Linked DNA regions of Homo sapiens: region 1 is linked to region 2. A link is an interaction called in ENCODE POLR2A ChIA-PET data of the cell type or tissue named here. Cell type or tissue: Caco-2. All regions are shown on one strand. Links, peaks and the distances in the headings refer to the core of each region. The heading gives the core; the rest is flanking DNA. Region 1 has its middle 2.3 kb from the start of CATSPER1. Region 2 overlaps PACS1 (phosphofurin acidic cluster sorting protein 1).

Evidence for each region. ChIA-PET counts read pairs that join two places held together with the same protein. Peaks named below come from ENCODE experiments on the same cell type or tissue, not always from the same donor. Only the 100,000 strongest peaks of a DNase experiment are listed, where the experiment ranks them.
Region 1: POLR2A ChIA-PET joins it to region 2 with 18 read pairs; 10 of 35 experiments call an interaction of 5 or more read pairs at or near these places.

Annotation. Positions count from the first base shown.
Region 1 is chr11:66,027,310-66,030,224 of GRCh38, reverse strand. No RefSeq gene overlaps it. Among named protein-coding and RNA genes, the nearest start is that of CATSPER1, 2.3 kb to the right of the region's middle. In Caco-2, for the core only: no CTCF peak of the experiment used is centred there; no DNase peak of the experiment used is centred there.
Region 2 is chr11:66,118,280-66,121,194 of GRCh38, reverse strand. The region is part of intron 1 of PACS1 (phosphofurin acidic cluster sorting protein 1); the gene reads right to left. Among named protein-coding and RNA genes, the nearest start is that of PACS1, 49 kb to the right of the region's middle. In Caco-2, for the core only: no CTCF peak of the experiment used is centred there; DNase peaks (open chromatin) are centred at 1,314 and 1,754.

The DNA of each region.
Region 1 (2,915 bases), core at 132-2,631, 91 kb after region 2:
TTTTAGTAGAGACAGGGTTTCACCATGTTGGCCAGACTGGTCTCGAACTCCTGACCTCAGGTGATCCTCCTGCCTCAGCCTCCCAAAGTTCTGGGATTACAGTCGTGAGCCACCACGCCCAGCCTGCCTGGCCACATTTTTTAAATTTTATTTTATATATTTTTTTGAGACGGAGTCTCGCTCTGTTACCCAGGCTGGAGTGCAGTGGCGCCATCTCGGCTCACTGCAAGCTCCGCCTCCCGGGTTCACGCCATTCTCCTGCCTCAGCCTCCCAAGTAACTGGGACTACAGGCGCCCGCCACCACGCCCGGCTAATTTTTTGCATTTTTAGTAGAGATGGGGTTTCACTGTGTTAGCCAGGATGGTCTTGATCTCCTGACCTCCTGATCCACCCACCTCGGCCTCCCAAAGTGCTAGGATTACAGGCATGAGCCACTGCGCCCAGCCTGCCTGGCCAGTTTTTAAAACATTTTCAAGTGAGTGAGTCTTTGTTGAATAAAGGCAAACGTTTTGCTCCATCATTACTTTTCATCTCCAAGAGTTTCTGACACCAGTGCCTCTCTGTGAAGAAAGCAGTGTGTTGTGACAACATCAAGTTTTTGTTTGTGGTTTTGTTTCTTTCCAAGAACAGTAAAAATTCTTATGGAGCTAACCACTGATTTGAACCATCAGTATAAATGCCAAGGTAGTTCTTCCAAGACAGACTTTTTGATGATTCCTGATATGAAATGACATTAAATCTATCTTGGCTTTTTGTTTGTTTGGAAAAGCTGAAACATTTTCTCGATGATCATGCTGACCATTTACAGATCTTACTAGTGCTATGGCGTGGTAAGCATTCACCATTTTATTGGTGAAATAAGTTGACTCATCAGCCAGGATAAAGATTATGTTGTGGCCGGGTGTGGTGGCTCACGCCTGTAATCCCAGCACTTTGGGAGGCTGAGGCGGGCGGATCACGAGGTCAGGAGATCAAGACCATCCTGGCTAACATGGTGAAACCCCATCTCTACTAAATATACAAAAAATTAGCCGGGCGTGGTGGCGGGCTTCTGTAGTCCCAGCTACTCGGGAGGCTGAGGCAGGAGAATGGCGTGAACCCAGGAGGCGGCATTGCAGTGAGCCAAGATCGCGCCACTGCACTCCAGCCTGGGCGACAGAGGGAGACTCTGTCTCAAAAAAAAAAAAAAAAAAAAGCAAGTTGTTTTTCAGTTTATTATCAAGAAAACAAAAACGAAAACCTGTTCAGTATCAGAGATCATGTCATCAACATGTGAGGTTGTTGTTCTCTCTCAGGGTAGAGTCTTCTCTTTTTCTTTCTTTCTTTCTTTTTTTTTTTTGAGATGGAGTTTCGCTCTTGTTGGAATGGTGTGATCTCAGCTCACTGCAACCTCCGCCTCCTGGGCTCAAGCAATTCTCATGCCTCAGCCTCCCAAGTTCCCAAGCAGCTGGGACTACAGGCGCACACCACCACATCCAGCTAATTTTTTGTATTTTAGTAGAGACAGGGTTTCACCATGTTGCCCAGGCTGGTCTCAAACTCCTGAGCTCAGGCGATCCACCCGCCTTGGCCTCCCAAAGTGCTGGGATTACAGGTGTGAGCCACCATGCCCAGCCCACACAAATTGTTTCTTTGTCTGCTGCTGGCAACAGATAGTGAGCTCCTTAAAACAGGAGCCGTGTCTCTTTCATCACTGGGAACCCAGCAGCCACTATGGACATGGCTCTGACCAAGCACTCAAGAAGCTGAGACCCATAAGCTTCCAGAAGAGCTGCGCTGTGCACATATGAATTCAGCATACAGGGCAAGCTCTGCAGTGGATTCCAGGAGGAAGACAGGACAGCATGAAGGTTACAGATACAGACTTGGAGTGAGATAGCACTGACGGTAAGTTTTCATTCATCAAGCAACTCATTTATATTCTCTGAGCCATAGCACCTTTGTCTGTCAAATGGGGATAAACAATATCTACCATGTGGGGCTATTGTGAGGATTAAATTTAATGTGTATGGGCCGGGCACGGTGGCGCATGCCTGTAATCCCAGCACTTTGGGTTGTCGAGGCGGGCAGATCGTTTGAGATCAGGAGTTCGAGACCAGCCTGACCAACAGGGTGAAACCCCATCTCTACTAAAATACAAAAGAAGTTAGCTGGGCGTAGTGGTGCACGCCTGTACTTTCAGCTACTTGGGAGACTGAGGCAGGAGAATTGCTTGAATTCAGGAGGTGGAGGTTGCTGTGAGCTGAGACCATGCCACTGCACTCCACCCTAGGTGACAGAGCAAGACTGTGTCTCAAAAAAAAAAAAAGAAAGAAAGAAAACAAAATGTGTATGAAGCAATCCTCAATAAATGATGGCTGATAGTTTAATTTTGGTAATAACCCTAAAGGGGGGTTCCAAGATCAAGAAGAGAATAATAATGCCAATTAACATGTATTGGCCAGGCATGGTGGCTCACACCTGAAATCCCAGCACTTAGGGAGTGCGAGGTGGGTGGATCATTTGAGGTCAGGAGTTCAAGAGCAGCCTCGTCAACATGGTGAAACCCCGTCTCTACTAAAAATACAAAAATTAGCTGGGTGTGGTGTGCACCTGTAGTCGCAGCTACTAGGAAAGCTGAGGCAGGAGAATTGCCTGAACCCAGGAGGCAGAGATTGCAGTGAGCCAAGATTGCACCCCGGCACTCCAGCCTAGTGACAGAGTAAGACTCTGTCTCAAAAAAAAAAAAAAAAAAATTAGCCGGGGTGGGGTATGGTGGTGGGTGGCTGTAATCCCAGCTACTCAGGGGGCTAAGGCAGGAGGCTCACTTGAACCTGGGAGGCAGAGATTGCCATGAGTGGAGATCATGCCGCTGCACTCCAGCCTGGGTGACAGTGAGACTGTCTCAAAAAACAAAAACAAAAACAAAAAAACA
Region 2 (2,915 bases), core at 278-2,777:
AAGACCACTGATCACCGTAACCAACACAATAATAAAAAAATTTTAAATACTGCAAGAATTACCAAAATGTGACACAGAGATACAAAGTAAGCACATGCTATTAGAAAAACAGTGCCGACAGACTTACTCAACGTAGGGTTGCCACAAATCTTCAATCTGTAAAAAATGCAGCATCTGTGAAGCACAAGAAAGTGAAGCACAATAAAAGGAGGAGGTAGGGCCCGCACACAGTGGGAAGCAGAGAGAGGCGTGCACAGGCCCTGTGGAAGCACAGGGCTGGGGCAAGGGGGACTTCATGAAGACGTCCCTTGAACTGGGCTCTGAAGGATAAGTAAGTTAGGAGAACAGGGAAGTGAGGAGTTCTAGCAGACAGAGGATAGGTATGTGTCCAGAGAGTAGGAGGCCATGAAACTTTAGAGTGGCACTACTTAGGTACCATGCTAAGCATTTCACATGGGTAATTTCATTTAATCTTCACAGCAAGTATTATTATCATTCCCAGGAGGAAATGGAAGGCCAAGATCATACACAGCTAGTAAGTAAATGGCAAAGCCAGGCTTTGAACCACAGCTATATTATATGGCTCCAAAGCGTATGCCCTTAACCACAATCTAATACATGTCTAGCTTCCTATGCATTGATATGATCTCATATAATTGCATGTAATTCAAATAATGTTGATTCTAGTAGAAAAGCTGGCTTTTAAAGGAACGTCATATCTCTTTCATTAAGCAAATCCTAAATCCAGCTATTTCACAAATTGAGTTTGATTAAAATGAAGTATATAATTAGTATTCAGGCTGGGTCCAGTGGCTCACGCCTGTAACCCTAGCACTTTGGGAGGCCAAGACAGGTGGATCACTTGAGGTCAGGAGTTCAAGAACAGCCTGGCCAATAATGGTGAAACCCCATCTCTACTAAAAATACAAAAATTAGCCGAGAGTGGTGGCACACAGGGGGCAGAGGTTGCAGTGAGCCGAGATCGTGCCACTGCACTCCAGCCTGGGCAACAGAGCGAGACTCTGTCTCAAAAAAAAAAAAAAAAAGAGTTCACAGACATAATTTTCACAGTTATAGTAGATTAAATACCTATTAGTGCCAAGAGTTTTAAGAATATGATCTCAGTCCATTCTCATGAGGTCATTCTTACAGCCACATTTTCAGATGAGCTAACAAAGGCACACAGCATTTAGATAAGCTGCTCAAGGTCTCCTGGGCAGAAAGGGACAGAACCAGGATTCACACTGAGGTCACTCCTTCCACCATGCAGCAATGTCTCTACTGAGCTGAACGGTGCCTAGAGATGATCTAGTGTAATCCCCAAACAATCCTACCATTTAGAGACCTGCAGGGAGGTTAAAGGACAGTTCTGACGTCCTTCAGCTAACAGCACACCAGGAGTGGATCCCGCATTTCCTGTTCTCCAGGCAAGCATGTTCTATAATCATTCTGACTCACACCAGATACCCTATTTTTGAGAGATATTAAAATATTCCCATAACTAAATTCAAAACAGACAAAACAAGAATGAGGCAAATGCCTGTGCCTGTGCACTGAGATCCGCCTGAATTATCCTTTGGTGGGAGATAGGAAAAGAGATGTCTCAAATATATCCTGTGTACTACTTGCAATCAGCTAACAGAAGACAACAGGATTTCATGCATTCCTTTTGACTACCATCATTTTTTCAACCTCCTGCCTTTCAGTAGGGCAGTTAAAGCATTAAACAGGAGCCAGCAAGCTTTCTCTGTAAAGGGCTTAACATTTCTGGCCTAGCAGGCCATAAGGTCTCTGATGCAACTGTTCAATTCTACCGTTGTAGGGAGAAAGCAGCCACAGACCATATACAAACGAATGAGCATGGCTGTGTTCCAGTGAGGTTTACAGACAGAAATTTGAATTTCATATAATTTTCACATGTCACAAAATATTACTACTCTTTTGATGTTTTTCAGCTATAGTACTTAGAAAGGTATGTCTTATGGGCTACACAAAAACAGGTCGTGGGCCACAGAGTCTGGTGATCCTGCATTAAACCAAAGAAGTATTAACGCTACCGGTCAGAAGAGAGCAGAGGACAAGCAGGGAGTAGGGGGCCTCTCCCTTGTCCATCTGGTGCCACTGGTTCAGGAAGCCTTCTTGGGCCACCCCCACTCCCACTCAGCTCAGGCATCCCACTTCTGTGTTTTCCCTGACACTTGTGCCTACCTTTATCTTAGCACTTACTATAACATGTTGTGGTTGATTATTCAATTGTCTATATCTCCCCAGTCACAAGGGCAAGCAATGTTTTTTAGTTTCTGTATTCCTAGCTGACACAGATGCTCAAAAAAATATTTGGGAAGGGAGAGAAGGAAATAACGAGAAAATAAGCTCAGAATATCTTTTTTTCTTTTTCTTTCTTTTTTTTTTTTTTTTTTTTTTTGTAGACATGGGGTTTCGCCATGTTGCCTAAGCCCAGGCTGGTCTTAAACTCCTGAGCTCAGGTGATTGGTCCACTTCAGCCTCCCAAAGTGCTGGGATTACAGGCGTGAGCTACCACGCCTGGCCTAGAAAATATCCTTTTTATTTATTTATATTTTAGAGACAAGATCTCACTCTGTCACTCAGGCTGGAGTACAGTGGCACAATCATGGCTCACTGCAGCCTTGACTTCCCAGGCTCAAGTGATCCTCCCACCTCAGCCTCCCAAGGAGCTGGGACTACCAGTGCACACAACCACATCTGGCTGATATTTTCATTTTTTGCAGAGACAAGGTCTCCTTATGTTGCCTAGGGTGGTCTTGAGCTCCTGGGCTCAAGCAATCCTACTGCCTCAGCCTCCCAAAGTGCCCGGATTATAGGCATGAGCCACAGCGCCCGGCCCCTGGCTGGAAATTCTTATCTTTATACAGACACTAGGTAGCAGCTCAAGG